Linked DNA regions of Mus musculus: all the other regions are linked to region 1. The links are chromatin loops, found by intact Hi-C in ENCODE. Cell type or tissue: left cerebral cortex. All regions are shown on one strand.

Evidence for each region. A loop is a pair of places that touch in the nucleus more often than their neighbours do. Peaks named below come from ENCODE experiments on the same cell type or tissue, not always from the same donor. Only the 100,000 strongest peaks of a DNase experiment are listed, where the experiment ranks them.
Region 2: a loop joins it to region 1, with 2.9 times the contacts of the local background. A loop is called at or near these places in 2 of 42 quality-filtered maps.
Region 3: a loop joins it to region 1, with 2.6 times the contacts of the local background. A loop is called at or near these places in 2 of 42 quality-filtered maps.

Annotation. Positions count from the first base shown.
Region 1 is chr7:73,395,254-73,403,253 of GRCm38, forward strand. All of the region lies in intron 2 of Rgma (repulsive guidance molecule family member A), which reads left to right. It overlaps LOC115486533 (a long non-coding RNA gene), which reads left to right. Exons shown (of 2, transcript XR_003946803.1): 2 at 1-8,000. Among named protein-coding and RNA genes, the nearest start is that of A730056A06Rik, 23 kb to the left of the region's middle. In left cerebral cortex, CTCF peaks have their summits at 3,164, 4,529 (motif pointing left) and 4,730; DNase peaks (open chromatin) are centred at 2,207, 3,253, 3,783, 4,516 and 1 more place; H3K4me3 peaks cover 1,636 bases; H3K27ac peaks cover 1,369 bases.
Region 2 is chr7:73,032,884-73,040,883 of GRCm38, forward strand. No RefSeq gene overlaps it. Among named protein-coding and RNA genes, the nearest start is that of Gm6567, 65 kb to the right of the region's middle. In left cerebral cortex, a CTCF peak has its summit at 4,168; DNase peaks (open chromatin) are centred at 1,026 and 4,143.
Region 3 is chr7:72,538,100-72,546,099 of GRCm38, forward strand. No RefSeq gene overlaps it. Among named protein-coding and RNA genes, the nearest start is that of Gm39035, 240 kb to the left of the region's middle. In left cerebral cortex, a CTCF peak has its summit at 3,968; DNase peaks (open chromatin) are centred at 3,696, 3,991 and 6,020; H3K4me3 peaks cover 467 bases.

The DNA of each region.
Region 1 (8,000 bases):
TTCACTCAAGTATCTAAATATATGTGCACGGCCATAGAGATGAGACCGTTTCTATCAGAACTGCTATTTAAGAATGTGTAACTTGAGCTGGGCGCACGCCTTTAATCCCAGCACTTGGGAGGCAGAGGGATTTCTGAGTTCGAGGCCAGCCTGGTCTACAGACTGGGTTCCAGGACAGCCAGGACTGCACAGAGAACCCTGTCTTGGGGAAAAAACAAGCACAAAACAAAAACAAACAAAAGGGAAGAATGTAACTTGTAAGCCTGCTTCTTAGATATAGTTATTGGGCCTCTTAGTTGGATTTTGGGTTCCAAAAGGAGTTTCCGTTGCTATCACAAAATACCGTAGATTTAGAGGGTTACAGACAACAGAAATTTGTTGATTATAGCTGTGGAGGCTAGAAAATCAGAGACTGGGGAACCAGCCACTGTAGAATCTGGTGAGAGGACCTTTCTAGTCTGAGTGTCTTGTGCCTTGTTACTAGGTCCCTCCAAGGCAGAAAGGAATGGAAAACTGGCTTTCTGGGCTCCGTTCCATGAGGGCTCTACTCCCATGATATTAACACTTCCAAAAGTCCTGGATCCTGTTCATAATACCATCGCTTTGAGGATTAGATTTTAGCCTATGAGTTGGTGGGGGAGTGGGGGGAGTGCAGAAGAGGGGAGAAAAGGATGTTCAGTTACAAGAGGTAGGTAGGTGACTAGCAGCCAGGGAGTAGCGAGCAGAGAGTACAGATAACTCCTAGAGTCCCCATGGCCCCTTAGGCTCCGAGGGTGACCTGGAGAGAAAAGGGGAAGTTCTCTGGTTTTCTGGGGAAGGGGAGTCTCTGGAAGGTTGGAAGAATTTCTAGTAGTCACCCTGCTGCCCAAAAGAGGGGTTGTCCAGAAAGTGGAAGGGTAAGGGAAGCTACCCAGTGTCACAAGTAAGGCTGAGATGGGAGAGAGGAGACGGGGGTCTGAAGAGGCAAGAGTAAGGTTGAGGACCTGTTCATGTGTTGGAAGGGACTGTAGTTCCCGCTAAAGGTCCTGCCTTTCCCAGACTGTGCAAGGCCTGTTTTCCAGCTTCAGTACCAGCCTAGTGCTGTACTATTTTGCCACTGGGCTGAGATGTACCCTGAAGGCTTTATTTTCCTTGAATGGCCCACTCATCCAATTTGCCCAAGATTTTCCAAGTTTTCAAACTGAAAGTCAGGACTCTCCACATGTCTCCTGGGTCCCAGGCACACCAGGATGTGGGCTCCCTGGTTGCATCCCCACCCCACCTGGATCTGGGACCCCGTTGCCCAAGAACATGAAGTCTTCCCTGCAAAACGGTCTCCATGTAGTCCTATGGCCTAGAGCTTGGAGTCCTCTGCCTTTTTCTGCACTTTTCTGTTGCCACGTTGTAACCACCGGGGCTGCCTTGGTATCTTACTCCAATCCCATCCCTGATGGACCACACTCAGAATCTGGAGGTCCTTGTTTGCAGCGTCCAGGAGGGGCATCTCTGATTTCTAGACCAAACCTCATTCCGAAAGGATCCAGCACATCCCAGCCCCTTCCTCTTCATATTCTACCCCCTTTCCCCATGGGATGCTCTATGCCTTGTCTTGTGCCACCCAGTTCTGGGTTGAACACTCACATCCCCTGTCCCTGCCTACTTGACCAAATTCTAAATTCAATGCATGCAGTCCATGTAGACTTTTGGTTCCCAAGGCTCATGGGTCTTGGGTTTCTGTCTTCTCAGCCTCTAATTCTATATGTTAAGGATGGGAGCCTATTTTCTGCCCTTTTCTTCCCTCCTCCCCCACACTCCCAAGCTTGTTCATCATAGTCCTGGAAGCTACAAAGCCATTAGGGTTTTTTTTTTGGGGGGGGGGTTAATTTCTTTTGATTCTGGCTTTTGTTTCCACAGGACTACCTCTGGCCTAAACACCCCATATCTCCCCCAAATACTGTTTCTGATTATAAAAGCAGTAGACATTTTAAAAAGCCAAAGACCAAAAAAGATTTTTTTAAAAGCACTCAAAAAGTTGTCCTCTCACCAACTCCTAGTTAGCATTTAACAGTGTCCTTCCAAACATAGTACCTTCACACTTTCCCAGATACGGCTGCGGGGAGGAGAATAATAATCTTAAGAGTTCTTCAGTGGATTGCATGGCCACAGAGAACCAAGAGCTTCCAGTCGCCCAGTTAATTTGACTGAGTGTCCTCAGGAACCATCATTCCTGATGAGGAGGCAGAGCTGGAGGAGGCGTTACACACAGCCAGTTACCCAGCAGTGCCCAGTGGCAGATGCCAGACTCCTGCCCTTTGCAGATTTTGGATAAACACGGTTGTTAAATTTGCTGTATAGCCTGTTGAAGCTCTGCTGTTGAGCTGGTGAGCCTTAAGATGTGGGTTGGGGGAAGGGAATGCTGGGGCAAGAAAGAACTGTGGGACTGTGATCCTGGGCAACCGTATGAAGAGTGGCCTCCCAGTTCCCACAGTGCATTGCAGTGCTTTCTCAGCCCCCAAAGGCCTTTCCTGTCCTTTCTGGTCCTCTAACTTTGGTTTCCAAGATGGAAACCTGGTCAGGGGGACAAGGCTGAGAGCAAAAGGGAGCTTTGGGGCACTGTCACGGGGCAGGGAGACATGCCAGCAGGGGTTCAGTGATGACTCCTGACCTGTTTCACTCATGCTAGGACACCTAGACACTTACTACAGGGCCATTCTACATAGAAAGGAGTTCAGCGTTGTGCCTCCCACCTGGATACCAGCCTGGCATGCGCTCTTCCAGTACCTGCAGACTGCAGGGAGGGAGACAGTGTGCCTCTGTGGTGGGTTTTTGTTTCTTTTTTTCTTTTCTTCTCCTCAGAGGTGTTTTGACCTGCCGCTGAGCACAAAAGCCTAGATGGCTGGAAGCAAAGTCCTGACTATAAAGCTGTCACCTCAGGTGTGAGCCTGGAGTTAGTAACAGGGGTCATGCTTCAACCAGAACCACCACAGCTCTCACCTGCAGCTTCATTGTCCTGGGAAAACCTTTCTTACCTCCCTTACCACTCGTGCCCAGGGCTGTTTTATTTCTCCCCCAAAGCAGGATGTTCCTGGGGTGAGGACCTTGTCCCTTTGCTTGACCCCCTATGGGCCCGTTACCCAGGCGTGCTCTCAGCCTTCGGTTGATAGGCAGCCTATGCCCTCCCACTATAGGGCGGAGTCAGGGCTTTCCACGCCCACCCTTCTTGCTCAAGCGCTGTTTCTCCACGGCTCCTGTGGGAGCTGGGGAGGGTGGCCTGTTTGGAAAGCTGAGGTGTGCCCTTCTCCTTGGCAGTCAGTCATCAAGGGTGCTTGCAACAACTTGGCATGTGTGGAGGCTGAGGCAGGGCAGCCTTGGCAGGGTGTGACGGAGGAGGCAGTACTGTCCTGCCCCCGGCTCTAGGAGTGGCACTTAGCCACTTCTGTCCACGCTGGGTAGGCAGTGAGTTCACCCTCCAGGGCCCGGCCCCCCAACAATTTTGCCTTCTCTTCCTGGGTCACCTGAGGTTTTCCCCAAAGCTCCCTTTTGCTCTCAGCCTTGTCCCCCTGACCAGACTCGGAAGGAAGCACGTACAATTCCCAGTAGAGCTAACGGGTGGGAAACACATTGCCATAAAGTGGCGGTTCTGGGGCCCTTAGGCTGCCTGGCCCTGGAATGTCACCCAGGAGCGGTGATCCCTTCTAGGATCTGCAGTGATAGATTAAGTGAGGCAGGCTACGCAGCACCTGGGAAAAAATCCAGTCTGCTGGGTGTGTCCCTCTCAGGATCTGGGGCCAAACACCTGGGTGTTTACGCCAGGATGATTGAGTGAAATTCTTGCAGGAGCGGCGCCAACAGGGAGCCTCGGGCATCTGTCCTTGTCCCGTAACACCCCCACTCCATCCCCACGCCCACCAAGATTCATTACTGTGGGACTAGAATAAGCAGGAGACCCCTACTTAGTGCCCTTCCCCTACCTCCTTCAGGATGCTGATGCGACCCGTTTCCAGAATCCTATCTAAGGTCTGCTTCCCGCACTAGGTGGACAGTGAGGAAAGGGACACGGAGACTTCAGACTTCAGGGTTGGCCCCTCCCCGAGGCAGGCAGACTTATAGAAGATTCCTTCCACCCGCCTGTGTCCTAACTGAAGCTATTGCCTCTTAAGTCCTACTGTTCACTAAGATAGAGCACCGGTGCTGGGGCTGCCTGCCGCTGGGGCTTTCTTTCGGAGCTCGTCACTGGCTGAGGTCATCTTGCAGGTGCTTCATTCCTAGGCTTGCCAGGAAGGTGAACTCCCCTCCCCCTCCCAAGGGCGGTTCCACCGAGGGAGCTAAGCTTGGGAACCGTAAGGTTCCAAAAGGCCGAGGCACACAGCAGGACACCGCTTACACTTCAGAGTGCCAAGTGACAAAGGGAACAGAAAGAGCTTGCTGAGCTTACAGTACCTCAGAGCCACTCACATGCAAAGAAGCTAGAGGCCGGAGGAGAGCAGAAGGGTGGTGGGAACGCCAGCAGTGGCGACTCCAGGGACACCTTTCCTTTTTCATCTAGTGCCCCCTGGTGGCAGAATCTATCAGGATGCCAGCCGATTAGCGGGCGTGGGGGCTGGGAGGGGGACGGGACGATTCCTGTTGCACCGGCAAAGGGCAGTGATTTGAAGTTGGGCAATAGCTGCCTCTTGAGAGTCTTCACTGATAAGGCCATGCCTCCATCCAGACTTAGATGAAACATTCCAGAATTCGTTAAGGCCAGCCCCACCTAAGCACAGAGTGTGTTCCGAGAACGGCGTCCATCACAGTTCCCAGCGCACATCAGGAGCCAGATCTCCGAGCAAGTAAATCAGTTCAGACAGTCGCTGTGCAGGCAGAGTTGGAAACGTCTTGACCCTGGAGCTTATGTTCCAAGGGATACTTACCTCTTTAAGAGAAGGCAAGGCTGTCTCCCTCCCGTAGTACCCTGCCCCTCCCCTAGGCCTCTGAAACCTGATCTAATCCCTTTGCACGCGGGTAATTTATTGGTCTATTGGGCTTTTCTTGGTGGCAAATTACATTGTCTTTATTCCTAGGCTCTGGCCCCGGAGTGCCTCGAGGAATTCCTAAGACTCCTTTCTCATGGTTGATCCTTCACACCCCCTCTGGGCCCCGGCAAAATAAGTTTTATTGGGATGCTTTGTCATGCAAACAGGGTGGTAATAAGCAGGCTATTATTCCGAAAGATTGGGCTTGATTAACAGCTCAAAGGAGGACTTGAGAACAAACGGATCTGTTGCTGTACTAGCAGAGCAGATTTTTTTTTCCTTATCATGCGGGTCCATTTAGTATTCTGAGATCCTGCTTTGACTTTCTGCCTCCCAGAGGGGTTGCCATCCACCGAAAAGTAATGACATCTGAGCCTGAGCCATGTGGCTCAATCCAATTGGGAGGCACTGTGGAGCTCTACCTTTAAAATGTGAGTGGCCAGCTATGAGCGCATACATGCTCCCTGAACCCTGGATACATGGGAGACCCAGGGTTCCACCAGACAGAGTTGGACACAGGTGGGGTTGGGCGGGGCGCGGTGTACGCATGACATCTGAAGTCTCAAAAGATGCTTTCAGTGTGAGTGCTGTTCTCGGAACACACTCTATGCTTAGGCGGGGCTAGCCTTACAAATTCTGGAATGTTGCATGATGGTATCAGCAAAGATTATCAAGAGGTGCAATTCACCGGGTAGTGTGAGAGTCAACAGGGACCCAAGAAGCTTCCTCAGCCCCACAGTGATTAGAAATAGAAGAACTGAGTGAGAGAAAGACAGAATCAAGATGAGGAGGGCCTGTTTATGGGAGATTGATGGACCGATGCGGGAAAGATGTGTCCTGTAGCCACCTTCCTGAGGCCCTGAATGAAGCTGGCCAGGTTACTCAAGGCTCCCAGAGGAGCAGCTGCCAGAGAAGGTAGCACGGAGAAGGAAGCCTGGGGCACCTCTGTGTATATCAGATACCGAAAGTGGGGTGGGGCCATTACATTTTAGCCTAGATCTGGGGGGTTCTACAGGAGGGCACGGAAAGAACTCCCCGAGAAGCAGCTGGAAGCATCCGGGACAGGAAGCACCCTTTCTGCCCTAGCGATTTTAGGACATGTTCAGGGGGTTCCTGTGGGTGAGTCCAGACAGGGCCACCGTTTCTGCAGGCCTATGGACTCTCTTGGTCCAGATATCATTCTCAAGATTATAGCTGAAGATTGGAGGGTTAATGATAGTTCAAGACAAACAGTGCCTTCGGCTGAGCTTGTGAAGGGGGCCAAGATCCGTGAGGCACCTTTGTACTTAGATGAGGTAATTCTCCAGGTCCCAGGTCGTGAGAGTCAAAGGGGACCCCAGGAGGTTCCTCAGCCCCAGAATGATTAGAAATAGAAAAACAGGGTTGCTGAATGGCTCAGAAGGGTGAAGGGGCTTGCCACCAATACTAACCACCTGAGTTAGTCCCACAACCCACGTGGTAGGAGACCGATTCCTACAGGCTGTTCTCAAACCTCCACATACGTGCTATGGGATATACACGTGCACACATCCATGCCTGCATAATACACACACACACACACACACACATGTAAAAAGTATTTTTTTAAAAAAGAAATAGGAAAGCCGGGCAATGGTGGCGCATGCCTTTAATCTCATCACATGGGAGGCAGAGGCAGGTGGATTTCTGAGTTTGAGGCCAGCCTGGTCTACAGAGTGAGTTCCAGGACAGCCAGGACTACACAGAGAAACCCTGTCTCGAAAAACCAAAAAAAAAAAACAAAAAACAAAAAAAAAAACAAAAAAACCAAACAAACAAACAAGGGGGGGGGGGAGGAATGAAAGAAAGAAAGAAAGAAAGAAGGAAGGAAGGAAGGAAGGAAAGAAAGAAAGAAAGAAAGAAAGAAAGAAAGAAAGAAAGAAAGAAAGAAAGAAAGAAAGAGGAAAATGTTTGAGATTCTAATCATGTCCACTCTGGGCCTATTGGCTATCAAGTGAGGTGAATGCCACTCTCTTGTGTGTAATGCCCAGAAAAAGAGCGTTAGCCTGCCACTGTGGGGCAGTGAGCATCCTCCTGCCAAGCAGAAAGCGTTCAGGGCTGGCTCTCCTTTGTTGGCACAAGCTGCTGTAACTGCTATAAGATGTGTCACACACTGGAGCAATGTGTGCATGAACACTGGCCTCAGAAGGCCCAGTTTACTGCCTGAAATCCTTTAAACAAAAAAAGAAAGAGAAGGAAAGGAAAGGAAAGAAAAGGAAAGGAAAGGAAAGAAAAGAAAAGAAAAGAAAAGAAAAGAAAAGAAAAGAAAAGAAAAGAAAAGAAAAGAAAAGAAAAATATATAGCACATTAAATAAACAAAACAAAACCAACCCGGCCTTTTGGGGATTTCTGGTAGGGGGACCCTGCAGCTTTTGATTTTGATGCTGGGCCCGGTTGCCTATAGGTTCCTGACCACTAAGCAGCCTGCAGTTGGTGGCTTAGTGCAGTGGACATGGGGAGCAAGGTGAGGCCTCTGTAGAGTAGAGGGCAGGGGCCTCTCAACTTACGGCCTATGAGGACAATCCAGCCTTGGCATCTCTGAGGTCCCTCCCCAAGGCCCTTAAGGAAGGACAGCTGTATATATATCACTTCAGACTGACAGACCACAGAGTCAGGTTACCATCTGAAGAAGTAGCAGAGGGCACTCACTGGGCACAGCCACTTCTGGCCCCAACTTATCACTGTCAGTATCATCTTGCAAACTGCTGCCTTGCTCTGAGCTGAGTTCCACAGTTCAGCCTTTTTCTGAAGTTCCAGTGAGGACCCACAGGGCTAGTTTAAGGTCTCAGAGCAATGGGGAGGGCAGCAGGGAATTCTCAAGAGTCAGAGATAGGTCATTTCTCAGCGGCAGCTGTGTCCAGCAGCCCTCCACAAGCCTTTCAGCTGGAGGCATGGGACACAGAATCAATTTGTACTGTGACAGCAGAACCAGGCAGGGCCACAGACCTTAGCATTTGGGACATTGGGGAACTGACCATCTCAGATGGTTTC
Region 2 (8,000 bases), 360 kb before region 1:
ATTCGGGGAATCTGTTATCCTTTTGAGAAAGGCTGTATTTATTCAACAGACATGTACTGCACGTTATAGTGAGCCTTGGGGCGGAGAAGAGAAAAAGACAAACGTCTGCCTCAAAGACTTCCTGTCTAGAAAGGATAGCCACTGTTGACGGCAATGTGAGCAGCCAGAAATCAAAGAGGGCGAGGCAATAGGAAATAAGGTGCAGGGTTTGAGCGCATCGATGCTGGGATGAGCAAGGATGTTCATTCTGCTCCCAGGCGCATTAGGAGAGGCAGACAATATTAGGGTCTGAGGACAGGCTCCTGCCCTGCCCCCCACCCCCCCCACCCCCGTGATCACTTAATAGTGAAATAGCAGTGTAAAGAGGCTTCAGTCACAAACTGCTTCATTAGTGGGTCAACTGTCTTGCAGAATAGTCTACCCCACTTGAGGTTCTATTACTCTCCTCTATCTTGAGTATAAGGTACAAGTTTACAAGCCATCTTTGTCAAGGAAATGGCAGGAGGCTTGCTCTCTACGGGAGTAAAAGAATCAAATAACCTACAAATAGGGAGCGTGGGCCCTGGGCTGAAAGACAGCTTGATATTGAAAGTGACCTTGAGGTTTCTCTGCTCAACCTCAGAGAACCACAGGAAGAGAAAATAAAACCAGTGGTGATGGTTCAGTATAATCAGGTGTTTTAAATGTTCTAAAATGCTATCTATTTTTAATGATCTTTGATGCCAGAAACCCAAGGAAGATAGGTCAAGCTTAAAAATAGCCAGTAAGTCGTTGTGTGGTCCCATGTTTGACAACGATTTCAGGCTTCCCTGAACCATAACTTTATAATATAGAGGTATGGAAGAGCATCCCTAGTTCTTAAGATTAGAAGGGACAAAGAAAAGGAATGTGTGGGGCAAGGTATGTCAGCGAAGATGCCTACCATAGCTAAGTGAGTTCAAGATCCACCCACACCTTTGGCAGAGACAATGAGAGCCTTTGTTCAAGCATGTCTATGATTCAAACAAAACTTTACTGAGTCTCTAGTATATGTGAGGTATTGAACCAGGCAGGCAGCCATCTGGGAGAGCATCCTTGGATCGACTACAAATATCTACTGATTTTGAACTGTTCATAAGCCATCTCACATTTTTCCAAAAATAAAGCAACGTGTGATAGTCATCCCACTTCCATTTCTCTCCGAGTTGCGGATCCAATGAGTATTTAATCATTTGATCTATACTAAGTATTTTCCTAGATTCTGAGAACACCAAAATATTTAGAATCCAGCCTTTGACCTTAAAACTCACCATGTAGGTGCTTTCGGTAATTTCAATTAAATGAGGCCACCATGATAATTTTTATATCATCAAAATGCTATAAAATTTTCCAGGGGTGCGCAGGGGTAAGGGATTTAATTTTTAAGGGGATATTAGCAATTTTATTGGTCTATCAAGTAGGAGTTGTAGCTGGCAGGACAAAGAAAATCAAAGGTGTCTCTTGCTGACGTGAAAGGATGCCCTGCAGAGGACCAGGGGTGCAGGAGGACTCAGGCAGGAGGTGTTGATATGTGCATGTGAGAACAATGTGCTTGGGAAGACACCTGAACACCTTACTACAAAGCAAGGCACCCACAGGACAATCTGGGCAGCTCTGCCAAGGAGTCCAGACTCCATTCACTGAACAATGGGAGTGCCTTTATCAAACCAGGCCTAGAAAAAAAATGTAAACAAAACACACAACTGCAAGCCTGTATACAACAAACAGCTGTCTCACTCTGCTTGGAAAATGAAAAACCATAACAGTCCAGGTTGAGCCGAGCTATGAGTGGATGGATGGTGTTTCCCCCTGGGGTGGAGCAACACCAGGCATAGGTCTTATACCTTCATGCACATATTCACCGGCCTCTCGAAATAAAATAAAATGAAAATGAAAGCAAGCTCAATGTCTGAGGCTGTGTGATACCCCTGATACAGTTAATTGATAACTGTAACAAAAACAGTTGTGCAAGAGCTTTCAGGGAAGTTGTGAGAACAAATAGCATGTAAGGATGTAGCATGAATAAATGCATACTACAGGGTACTCTGGGGAGCAGGAGCCCAGCCCTAAACAACAGAATGCCCATGAGAGCTGCCTCTGCACTTTCTCCGACACACACCACATCTTCCCACCAGAGCTGGTACATCTCCTGTAACTGATACCCATGCCCCTATGAACACTGATGAATAATAGGTATCCTTCTGCATGTGTCAGAACTAATTCCAGGAGCATCCTCTTCCATGCCAATCTAGAGTCAACCTTTGAAGCCTGTTCATACAACTCTCTTTGAGAAGGAGAACAGATAAATTTCTTCCAAAGGGAATCACTAGGCAGTGAGAGGTGCCACCATCAATAGATGGGAAATTCAAGTGCACCTCCGGTGTGTGATGGTCCACCATTGTCTTGCATGCAAAATAATGGACTTCACAAAATTTGACACATTCCACTCCAAAATACTGCAGTTAGTTAATTAATCCATGTTTGGTAATCTTATCCATAAAACATCAACAGTGCCTCCTAGTCCATTAACCCCTTGAGTTTCTGGGAACTGCTTTGGAATTGGTCTTAAAAGTTTCAAGTCAGATTGTCTTTGCAACTGATTGGCAAATGACTGGGTCAGTTACATAAACTCAATATGACCCACAGAACTTACCAGCAAAGAGAGCTTAATTTCCCTGCCTCCTACATTTTGCTCTTGGAAGTATTTTAGAAACCATGGCAATTTATAATCACAAAAGGTGTTGTTAGCCAGGATCAAATAAAATAACAAATAAGGTCTTAACCCTCAAGTGCTTTTCCAAGTACTACATAATTGAGTGTACAGCTTGATCTCTTCCACACTCCAACCCTACCCCCACTTTTTTTGTATTTTCCATGATCAACCTTTAACCTCTTGGAGGCTTGGAGGTTGCCTCCTTGTGTAGTCAGTTGAAGAAGAAGCCGAGAGCCAGGGCAGCTGCAGCTGCCTTGTCCTGATCATAGTGACAAGGATGAACCTGAAGACCCAGCTGCTGAGGCCCAGTTGCCCAAGGCTAACTCAGTGTGGAAGGTAGAGTAGAGGAGTGAGGCCCACTTTATGTTACCTGAGGGACTTTTGAGGTTTAATTGCAACCGGTTTTCATGAGCCTCTGCTCTGAGCCAGAGCTCAGGCCAAGCCTCCTTCCATGAAAGCCAGATTGAACCTTTCTAGGTTAATGACACATGAGAGAGAACTTCACAGTCGTTTCTGATGACATTTCAGTTTCTAAGAGCAAGTCCATTCGTGACTCTGCCTCCTTCAGCCTTCCCGGCACTGTAAGGCACACAGCCTTCTCCTGACTGATCCCTGATGTATCTCGGGCTTAGCCACAAAGAGAGAAAACTTGCTGACCAGACATGGCTCTCATGCGCTCACCCTTTGACCCTGTTTTAAAACCTTGTGTGGGACACCTGCTGCATCTTAAGCCAATCCAAAGCACAGGAGATCTAAAGTCACCTCTGAAACTTTCCAAGGAGTCTAGAGTGGTTCCTTCACAAAAGGGAAGATGGGGAAGATGTACATGCTTAATTTAATAGGAGCATCTTGCCCTAAGTGTCATGAGAGAAAAAATGAAGGGAGGAAGGGGGGGAGGGAGGGGGGAGGAAAGAGGGAGGGAGGGAAGGAGGGAGGGAGGAAGGGAGGGAGGGAAGGAGGGAGGGAGGAAGGGAGGGAGGGAGGGAGGGAGGGGGGAGGGAGGGAAGAGAGAGAGAGAGAGAGAGAGAGACTAGAGAAGGAAAGACAACACACACAAACACATGAATCATTTGCAGGAGAAAACTAGAGCTTATTCTTATTTTGGGGCATCTCCCATAAGAACATTGCTTTATTTCGCCGACAGAGAGAAAAAGAGTGACATTTCGCTTCAGCTCCAGGCACAGAGGGGGCCAAAAGGCAAGCCCCACAGAAGAACATCTGGTTGGCAAACACCGAGGAACACAACACCTGCAAGCTCCTCATGTGTTTACGCAGTAACTGCTTGTCCATTATCCACACAAAATATGTTCTGGGGCTGGAAACCCGTACCCTGTGCCAACAAAGTCTGGAGCGATAACGCGGCCTGTTTATCTTGGAATTCCCTGTCCTTGCATGGGCGGGTCGCCCTCAGCCAAGCCGACTCTGGAACATTTTTGTGCCTAGCGCCTCCCTGCTGAAACTTCAACAAGCTTGGAACTGGAGACTGAGGAAAGGGCGTTGGAGAATGCAAGCATAAAGAACGACTGCTGGGCTGCGGGAGTCGTTTGTGCTATTATTTACTCGAGTGTGAAGATTTGCTGGCAGGGCTCTGTCATTTCTGAGCCTCTGGAAGTAGTTGCATGTATCAAAAAACATCACCAAAACAAGCCATCTGAACACCCACACTTACAGGAAACCTTACCCGGGAGACTCAGAATTCTTCTAAAAGAACAAGGCCTGCGGCTTGTGACTCTGCCCTTGGCAGCTGGGGTTGGGAGCCCCCGGCATAATTTATTGTGTCTCCCTTTGAAGCACTCTCTGCTACATAGGAAGCATCCACCCAAGAGACCTGTCTGGAAGCCGTGTGATGGCGACCAGGGCAGAAAAGTCCCCCCCATCAGTCAAAGCCCACACTTGAGGGTTGGGGTCAAGCCCTACACCAACCCTAGCACCACCCTGAGTCAAAATTACTGCTACGGTGAACGCTATTGGCTTGGGAAACAGTGAAAGCCTAGAACGTGGAAGTGAGAAGAGAGGTGTGGGGAAAACAGTCGAATTCCTAGGTATTGGAGTTACAGATCTGTGGGTCTTTTCCTCACAACTCAAAGCTCCTCAGCTTTTAGCCTAGAAAAAGACGGGGAGCTTCCAGGGTCAAGTTGCTTAGCCACGTGGTTTCCCCTCAGGTCTGGCTGGCTGCTCCCTGCTATACCTTAAGGCTTATCATAACTGAAGGACAAGGTACACGCATCGTCGGTCCCCTGCCCATGTGCTCAGCAGGTCCGGTGTGTGTTGGATTGCCTCTCTCTGTCAAAGGCCTTGTGCCTGGTCCATAGAATAAAGTTAAGGAGTCACAAAGTGTGATGCCCAGGAGTCGAAGGAGCTGGGACCCGTGTTGCTTTGAAACTGTGTCTAAACCATTATCCTTATACAGAATTAGACACTACTCTCATACCGAATTACACATTTCCAAGCATGCAGCTCTTCCTCCTCTTGCCTTGTCCTGGGTATGTTAACCCCATTCCCCTTTGACCTGCTCCTCGCTGTATGTCTGAAGACAGGTTTTTGTTCATTAGACATCCTGATTTGTATTTGATCTTTTATGTTTCCTGACTTCTGTGTATAACACACTCAGCTGCATCCAGACGCATCCCATCTAACAAGCAATCTCTAAGGCTCAGCACCTTTATTGTTATTTAATGCTTGGTCCTCTGAAGAGACCATGTCCCAGTAGAATGGCCCAGTGGAGATGAAAACCAGGTAAACCCAGGAAGAGTCACATGATCTCTTTTAAAGACAATATTCACAAAGTACTTCCTATCTCTCAAATTTGTAGTCATTTATTTAAAATTTGCTTATCCCCAGATGCCCTGCCTAGCAACAGCATCAGCCTGACTCTATGCAACAGCAGGGTATGTGAGCCTAGGTTCAGTAATGGTTATGTATTTATGGTGCTTCAGAAACCAGAAACCTTGAACCAGCCCAGCAGTTTATTGCAATGAATATTTGCATGTAAATCTGCTTGAGGGTATATATATATATATATATATATACATATATATATATATATATATAGAGAGAGAGAGAGAGAGAGACTGCAGTTTCTGATGGCATTTCAACAAATGAGTATGTGATGGAAAGATGAAAGAGCTAGAGGAAATGAGTGGTGTCTACTCAGTGGAGAGAGATGGAGGTAGAGACATGACAGCAATGACAGGTGTGAGAGATGGCTGCAGTGGACAGGAGAGCATGTCGCTGAGTAGGGCAGACAGAGTGATGTGCAGCCTGGAGCTTGCATAGACTCAGACCTCAAATATGGTGCCCCCACTGTACAATCGCCCTGGTTCTGAGCAATGACCAGATAGCCAAGATGAAAAATGGTTCATTTTCTGGATTTGACTTCCTCAAAAGACCTCTATGATCCATTCTGCCCCTGGAAGTCACTTTGTGATCTGTGGTCCACTGCCCACATAGTGTTGAAGCCCAAGGTTCATTTGGATGTCCCAGGTCCTACAGCAGCCAGGAGCCATGTTGACGTCTGTGGAGTGAAGTACCACAAAGGCCATGTGTATAGTCTGCTGCTGCCTGAAGTCATGTTGATGTTCAGGGTCCACGCTGCTAGCAAGGGCTATGTCTGGGTCTGTGGTCCTCCTGCAGCCAGGAGTCATGTTGATGTCTGTAGCCTATGTTGCCACCAAGAGCTAGGATGGTGATCATCACACATCCTGTGGCAGAGGGTCATGATGATGTCCGTGGCAGTCTGTACTGCCACCAGAGACCATGCTGAAGTCTGTGACACATGCTGATACCAGAGACCAACCATGTGGAAGTCCATGCTCTGTGCCCCTTCTGACTGTAAAGGACAAGGAAGCTACTTTTGCTGTGGTATTGATGACCACAGACTCACAGCTGAGAAAGAGGGAAATAGGCTTATTTGACAACCCCTATCTCCCCATACCTTCTTACTCCCCCCAAAAAAGTAACAGCCTAGACAGAAAGCCATTGAGGAGAACTCTTAAAAGTTGTGAAAAGCACTCCTTACCCCATGACACCTGTGACAGTCAGGAGAGCTGGCCCCAGGGTCATAAGAGTGAAGAATGGGCCCTGGCTCTCAACAGCTGCATGCAGTACTCAGGAGAATGGGCCCTGTACCTTGCCTGGGTAGGACAGGCGAGCTGCCCCTGGTGGCCAGGGCATGGGAGATCTGGCCCTGCCACTCATCTTCCCTGAGGTGATGTGGTCACAGGAGTTACACCCTCCTGCTCCCCTTGTGACCTGAAGTAATCAGGAGAGCTGGCCCCACAGCCATCAGAATGCCCCTGCCCTTTACCAGCTGTAGCACTACGGAAAATAGGCCCTGTACCTCACCTGAGCAACACAGTGGAACTGGCACTGGTGACAAAGGCACAGGTAAGCCAGCTCTGAGGGTGTGAGAGCAGGACTGACCCAGATCCTCAAAAGCCGCAGCACTTGGGAGAGTGGACCTTGCACCTTCACTAGGCAGTACAGTGGAGCTGGCTGGATTCTGCTGGCATGAGTGCCCGTGAGCTGGTCTCAAGGGCATGGGACCAGGAGAGCTGATCTTGTTCCCGGCTCACTGTCACACTGAGTGAGCTTCTCAGGGCAGTGCTGGAGAGCTTGCCCTGGTGGTGCAGATACAGGGGAGCTGCTTGGCTGACCATCAGTTACCACCCAGGCCCAGATCCAGGGATCTGAGTTGTCCCACCCCAAAATCTACCTCATCTGTGAACAGTTGGAGCATGCGGCCTGTCCTTCTGCTCCAAAGCTACAGGATCTCCACGACTCAAAACAACAGCTGCCAACAGGGAGGCGTCCCAGTGAGGATTCAATATTGATGGTGTCACAGAAGCCAGAGGCATCTAACCAGGCCAGTGACTCGTGACAATGAATTTATATGCAAGTAAAGATTCGTGGACAAAAAAAGGGTCTATTGTGGCACACACTGTGACACACTACAGTTTCCATGATGAGATGTTTTCTATGTTTTGTTTGGGTTTTTTATTTTATTTTCTTTGGGAGAGGAGGTTGCAAGAACAGAGGATGGATCCAAAGGGATGGGGAGACGAGTGGGACTGGGGTACATGATGTGAAACTCACAAAGAATCAATAAAAAGCTTTTTCAAACCTGAGGTAAGAAAGACGTTCTCCGTGACTGATGGCTTTGGTGGAGGTTCAGGTAGGAAAGGATGCAGTTTTCTTTAAGGGGCTGCCCACTGAGAGTTTGACAATACCCCAGTGAGTATGTGGTAACACAAACTGAATTTGTTTTTCC
Region 3 (8,000 bases), 860 kb before region 1:
GCTGGCTGGAACTGGGATTCAGCAAGTGGGCTTGCATGGGCTCATAATAGTGGCAGATTATTTTCAGAAGTTCTATGATCCATTGTTACAGAGAGCCATTATTGATAACTGATGGAAAAGTCATTACTTTTATTTTTAACAATTATTTTTAACATTTCACTGCAATCTATCCAGAAGTTAGCAAAACTGCCTAGAGATTAAGTCTCATCCACCATCTCCCTTTATAAAGAAAGTTTCATTGTCATGACCACATGCATTTGTGAAGGGGCTGATATCTGTCAGGGAATAGCTTTACAGACGCAATCTTACTTAGTCAGTCTAACGTTGTGATTAATTGGATGGACGAGCCACAGCACTGGGGTTAATTGAGGCCCAATTCTACGTTGCAAGAACAGCTGTGTGGAAATGATGTAACCATTCTGGACTGATTCCCTACTTGTATAATGATGCCATATGCCTTAACAGTTGCTCTTCAGCAACCTTAAAAGAATTCAAGGAACTAGAGGCAGGACGGTCAGTCCTACTCTTCTACAGTTGTGTCCTCTCCAGGGTTAGTGGGTCAGAAGTCATTCAAGGACCGGCACAGACACCAAAAGACTAAACTGCTCACCTAAGTTTACTAAGTCCAGTACCTCGTATCCAACCCAAGATTCTCTGATGTTAGAATACATGCCATTTCCAAATGTAAATCAACAAGCACGTAGCAGGGGCTCAGCTCTGTCTCCAGCTGATTGAAAACTGAAATTTTCATATAAACATGGAGAATAGGATAGAGAGGTTTGCATGATACTAGAGAGTTTGAGATTTGTTCTGTGTACATGTACATGTGTGTAATTCAAGAGAGAGGGATTAGTATTGATTTGGAACCCACTATGCAGATATCAACATTTTTTTAGCAGTAAAGAGACAAGGTTTATGGCATAGTGTGGTTAATATTCTCTCTAAAGTCGAGGTGTATGAGGGACTGTATTGGTCATGTGTGTGCAGCTAGGACCCCAAAACCTGATAGAAACAACTTATGGGAAGGTAGATTTATTATATCTTGGCTCATGGTTTCAGTCCATCACAGAAAGGGGGTGTGGAAGAGTGACTGAATCAGCGGCAAGAGAAGTCTGGGGTCATAGGTGTTTGTATCACAGTAACTCCGAATGCAGAGAGGACATGCTAGGGCCTTTACATTCTCTAATGACCCCCTGAAGCCACCTAAGCTCCCTCAGTCTTCACACATAAATGAAGCTCATGCATGCTACTCATGGTGTTCTGGTTTTGATGTTGCCAAGAACATCAACTTGTAAGGGAAACCATGTCATCCCAGTTTCCTTATGCCGAAACCTGCTCACATTGAGGCCCGGGTGAGATTTTCTAAACCTAAATAACTTGCTTCCTCTCCACTCTCCTCCACCCCAGCATACAATGCATACTGGCTGCCCTGGCCTATATTACTCATGTGCATACAGCCAAGGATACACAGATGTTCTTCATAGTGAAGTCCTATCTTCCTAGTCATACAGCTCCTGGAGGTTCATGGGTTTTGATGTTCTTTCCCTGTTACATTGCATCAATGGCAAAGTACTTAGAGAACCCAGAATATATCCCATTGCTTTTAGCCAAATCTGTAGCTCATGAGAGATGTCTTCCTTACAAGGATCATTGCAGACCATCATTGCTAGGCCTTCCATTCCTCCCTGTCACGATTGCTTGCCTCACTTACCATGACTGACTTTTTGCTTTGGACAGACCCTTTGCCATTCACATCACTGACTGTATCTACAGAGCCTAAAATGCTATCTGCTTAATAGGAGAGGCTAAGGGTTTGTTGATGACTAAACAAAAGCATGTGAAGAAACAAATATAGCAATGTGTCTGCTTCTCTGCTTTTCTTTTCTTTTCTTTCTTTCTTTCTTTTTTTTTTTTTTTTTTTTTTTTTTTTTTTTTTTTTTGTCTATGATTTGATACAAAAGCCTTTCCCCACCTGTCTCCCTTGGAAACTCTGATCCATGCAGTAACTCTGATTCATGCATTATGGTCTGTCTTAATCAGCAAGTCTGATGTAATGCCTCCCTTGGTTGTGTAAGTGAGGAAAAGATGCTGTACCTCTGTTGTCCTTGTGACTTGGGCTTTCAATGACTGCAACATGTGTAAGCATTTAAAAAGAAAATGTTCCACACACACATATTCTCAGAGCTTCAGCCTGGAGACAGGTTTTGATGGGTCTGGCTAGAGATTTGTCTGTGAATTTGTAGGGCTTTTGGTAGATGGCTGATGGGGTGACCCAGGTACCCTCCTCCCTCTAGAAGTTTGCACAGAGCCTCTGAGATGGCCGACCAGGCAGGAGGGATGACTGAAAAGGATATCTTCAAACAGATGCCCTGGCATAAGACACAATCGACTAGCCAAGTTGTTTGTCAGCCTTGGCCTCAATGACTTCTGCTTTTCTGCAAAAGGGTCCTGGAGGGGGAGAGGTATTAATTTCAGTGTATGTTAATGTTTGGTATAAAGAAAATTGTGGAAACTTACATCTTAAATTAGCCCAGCCATCCAGCTTGAGACAAAGTGCCAATCCTATCCACTAGACTATTGTATCTCCCCCTCCCCCCAAGTTCTAAATAAGTCATAAGAAGCCTGTAGATCATAAAAGAAACCTCACTGCAAAACAACTCATTCTCCCTCTCTCTCCCTCCCTCTCTCTCTCTCTCTCTCTCTCTCCCTCCAAGTCAGGAGGTCTTTAATTTTAATTTCCTGTCACATGTGGAAGGTACACTGAGTAACTGGGAAAAAGAGTTTGGATGAGCAAAGCCCCAGCTGAGCTAGTGGATAGAGGTTTGTGGGGAGTTGAGAAAATAGGAGGTAGTTAGTAAGGTGGGAAAATAAATTGATAAGCACACACACACACACACACACACACACACACACTACAAGCCCCCTTGATTGTTAAGATTAATTCTGATCAAATATATGAACCCCAAACTATTAAATTTTTTGCAATTCTTGGGTCTCAGCTATAATTGGAGTTGAATGTTCTGGGGAGATGTTTAACCGTTGTGTGGCTCCTAAAGAGAATCCTTAGACAGCCCTCCGCCTACACACAGAGACATACAGGCAAACCCACTCCCCCAATTCCTGTTTTCATATATAGTATCTTCATTTCTTACCTTCCCTAAAACAGTGTCATATTTTCTTGTGTCAGGGAATAAATGCGGGACACTGGATATTTCCATGCAAAAATACAAACCACGAGGATATAGTCCCCAAACTCTCACTTTTCACTTTGCATCCACAGACAGGAATGGCCACCATGCACTCTTTAAGCTGTGACAGCACATGATCGGGGACAATTGGCCAAATAGTGAATATTAGGGGAATTCTAAAGCCCCAGTGATAGACAAGTTGCCATCCACCTACAAAGGGTAAAAGAAGACATCCTGAGCAGACAGGGTAGGGAAAGCATCCCATGTTTTCTCTTGCTTTCTGTTCCCTGGGAGAGTCCTTGTGAGCACAAAGCCACGAAAACAATAGGCCCAGCTGCAAGGGCAGTAAGGCAATTTATTAGGGAGATGACATTTTTAATGAGAACCACTTGTGGGAGGAGAACAAAGGGCCTGTTTGGTCAGAAGGATGCTCTCCAGTCTCCTCTGAAGTGCATGAAAAAGTAATTTTGTTTTTTCCGCGTCATACTGCAAGCCGTGGAATTTCCTCACACCCCAGATGTTGTCCAGCACAGATGCTGAACAAATGGAGCAACCATCCCACGAGTATTTCAAAAAGGAAAAAAGAAAAAGAAAAAAAAAAGGTAGCTCAGGGGATTTTTATGAGTTTTGTGGCCAAGAAAATCATTAGCAAATAATGAGCTTAGGAAAGAAGGCTGCGGTTAGCAAGATGTGGCCGGACACACAAAACTGTTCACTGCCATCCGAAAGCAAACGGGGAGCTCCGTCTTCAGTAGAGAAAAATAGAAACCTGTGGGTGGAGCTGCGGTATCTGCTTCCTAGTGGGTCTGCTGAAATCAAGTCTTCTGAATATTGTTTTGGCTGGATTCTAAAAATGATTAAACACAGTATGTTTACTCTTTAAAATGTGAAAATCAGAGATTATTCACTGGTACTATTACTTCACACGCCTCCAGAAAAAGAGTAGTTCCAATGTTCTAGCCTCTTTCCTCTGAGAGCGATACTCAGTGTACGCTCAGTCAGCTCTGAACCTCCTCCCTCTCCCTCCCCCTCCCCTTCCCCCTCCCTCTCTCTCTCTCCCTGTCCCTCTCCCTCTTGTTGTCTGTCTCTGTCTCTCACCCTCTCTGTCCCTATGTCTATTTCTGTCTGTCTGCTTGTCTCTGTCCCTCTCTGTCTCTTTCCTTCCCTCTGTCTGTCTCTCTGTCTTTGTTTGCCTCTCTGTCTCTCTCTCCCCCTCTCTCCCTCTCTATGTCTTTGTCTCTATGTCTCTTTCTCTCTCTCCTTCTGTCTCTCCCTCTCTCTGTGTCTGTCTCTTTCTCTCTGTCCATCTTTCTCTCTCTGCCTCTCTGTCTCTATCTCTTTCTCTTCCTCTGTCTGTCTCTCTGTCTCTCACTCCCTCTCTCTTCATCTCTCTGGTCTCAGTCTTTCTCTCTTTCCCTCTTAGTCTCTGTTTCTTCCTGTCTATCTCTCCCTCTGTCTCTCTCCCTCTCTCTGTCTCTTTCTCCCCCTCTGTCTATCTCACTGTCTCTGTTTGTCTCTGTCTCTCTCCTTCTTTCTCCCTGTCTCTCTCTCTGTATCTCTCTCTACCTGTGTCTATCTCTGTTTCTCTCCCTTTCTCTCTCTCTCTCTCTCTCTCTCTCTCTCTCTCTCTCTCTCTCTGAAAGTGAATGTAGGGAATGCAGTATAGATGGAGATGGAAGGAAGAAAGTTCAGCCCAGTTTCTTCTTGGACCAGACATCAGGGGCTGCTCTGTGTCCTAGGAAGCAACAGAGGAATTTGCATGGGCTTTCTAAGTCAGTTTCCTTTCCCTACTCAGGCAGAAGCTTGCCTATGTGTCTTAGGAAGGCCCTGTTGCACCATGTTTCAGGTCAGAATTCAAGAACTAATGGTGTTTGAAAAATCAAAGCAAAAGCAAGCCTCTGATCCGAGTTTCAGAATCTCACAGGGGCACCATCAGCTGCAAAGGCTCCTGGCATGCAGGACCACCAAAGATATAGTACACAGGATGCAGAGCAGCTACAGGAAAGATCATGGGAGAATCCAAAAGGAAGATGCTACTATCCATGAGCTAAGTGGACAGGAATCCTCTAAAGTCTTGCCAGGCTTCCAAGGAACAGGACTCACCAGCAACATTGTCAGTATCATCTCAGCTCTACCTTTATCAGCACTCACCAAACCAGTCAGTAGTGGCAGCTCAGAATAACCTGGGAGACTTCTTAATCCCCAAAGCATATTAAGGCATGAGACCCTCAAAGCTCACAAAGATTAAGTAAAATTGTCCCAGGTCACGCAGCAGATCATGGTGAGGAAGGTTCCCAGGGCCCTGTCAGCAGCCATCTTGGTCCGTCCCACTCGGTAATTGGTCCTTGCATAAATTTATGGGCCATGCTGGCATCTGTTGGGCTCAGCAAAGCAGATCTATAAACTACCATAAACAGACATGCAAGCCATATTTTTAACCTCACCAGAGGATTGTACCAAAGAACGGTTCCATCTAGCTGGGGAAATGGTTTTAAATAAACATTTCAAAGGAAGTAAATCATCTTGAGAGATATGTCAAACAGATGGGAGATAAACAAAGTCAATGAAATTGAATCCATATATGAATGAACCCAGCAGTGGAGATGTGTAGAGGGGTAATTGGTCTAGGATTGAGAGCAAAGAGGAGATAGTAGGCCAAGGCTGAAGATCTTCCCTCTCCTCTCCAGGACCCATTTTCACCGCTGTTTGCTGATGCTGTCTCCTTACATTGGCTCAGCCACACTCAGAAGATGACAAGGTTCAGGAGCAATTAACACTTTTCACAGATCCTTGCTGCCTTCCTCAGGAGAGGGAGCATCTGAGTTGTCCCTGGCAGCTGCTGCCTCTCACAAGCAAATAACCTCTCAGCTTGGCGGTGAGCCAACCAAGGGTGATCACACGGTGAAGAACAAAGGGCAGTCAGGGATGTTTATCTTAAAAATTCCAAGTCCTGATGAGAGTAAGGGTTTTTGAATAGAGGAAATAAACTACGAATTAAAATTTCATTAGTTTCCTACACAAGCCCCTTTCCCAGAAGCTATGTCCAATTGATCACTGCTCACATAGGAAAAGTTAAGTTTGCTCCAATGGTGTCTCATTGGGAATCAAGCCACTCTTTTTATTATTACTATTATTATTATTATTATTATTATTATTATTATTATTATTATGTATTTTCCTCAATGACATTTCCAATGCTATCCCAAAAGTCCCCCATACCCTCCCCCCCACTTCCCTACCCACCCATTCTCAAGCCACTCTTAAGGGTTTTCTTAAGGGTACATCCCATGCCCAGTGGAAGATGTTCAACTCCATAAAACTCAATCGTATTTTTGGAGGGTTTCTTTATTTCTTTTTTTTTCTCCTTTTCTTTTCTTTTTGTTTTTGTTTGTTTGTTTGTTTGTTTTCTTTTTGGAGATCTTTCACATACATATCATGGCTTCTATTTTGCTTTTATAGGTTTCACATGTACAAAGGCACGTGCCGCAAAGTCTGCATGTGTTCCCTGTGCTTTATCGTTGGGTCTTTTTTCCTATTTGGTTTGTCCTGTCTGGTTTATTTATTTTTCTTTTATCTTATTTCATCATTATTATTTTAGATGCCTGTTTGTATTCTAATGAGAGAGAGAAAGGAAATCTGTGGATTAGGGTGGGTAGGGAAGTCGGAAGGATCTGGGAGGAGATGGGGGAGGGAAAACATAATGAAATATTATATGAAAAAATAAATATTTCCAACAAAAAGTTCTGGAATGTACGTACAGAAAAAAGCATTTTGTTAGTCTTCATGTACCTAGTGCTTGTGAATTGGGACAATAGGCTAATTTCTCTAGAAGCAAAATTCCGAAGGATAACTTCAAACTGGAAAAATAATCTCTAATATTAATATTAATTTCTACCATGTACTGAAACTCTTCCTTGCATCAAATGCTATACTATGTGCTCTTAGCATACTATTCTTATTCTTATCTTTTAGAATTATATATATATAATGCATATGCATATGGGTACAAAAGCCATTTCTGTAGGGGGTGCCTTTGGCGACTAGAAGATGATGTCAGATCTTTTGGACCCTGGGAAACTATACTGACAGGTGACTGTGACTGCCCAACACAAATGCTTCCAAACTCCATCCTTTAAAAGAGAAGCATTCTTTATTGCTGAATCATCTCTCCAAGCCCCACCCCCTTTTTTTGTAGTTCTTGTTGACAATCCTACTAAGTAGCTGTTATTTTTTCCACTAACCACATTGAGAAAGCCAGTCTCAGGGTACACAGTATTTGTACAAGTTTTTATCCAGGTGTTCGGAAATGGAATCTCAACCAGGTCTGTCTGAACCCAAAAGTAAATGAAGTAACAAACCGAAGAAGACCCTTTACTTAATTTCATAATAAACCAAAAATTATTACAATAAGATGAGATATAAGAAAACCTGAACAGGAAAGGTCAAGCCAATAAACTTGGGGATGTATTAAGAAGATAAGCTTTAAGTAACAGAACTCGAAATCTCTAAAATATCTCAAAGAATTGAAGTCAGCTCCTAGGACTGAGATGTGGTCCATTCTTCAAAGGTCGTAGATGAAGAGACACAACAGCATCTCCATCATTTCAATCATGCATGCCCACAACATGCTCACTCTTTTTTTTCTGACCAGTTTTCCCACAGGAATGACCAACAACCTGCACATTTTCTCCGTTCATGATTCAAACAGCCATTCCAGGGGGATAAAAATCACAACTTCACAATTAAAATGGCCCAGAAGAAAATTTCACTGGCTTTGTTTGAATTACAACAACTCACTGTTCCATTCCAATT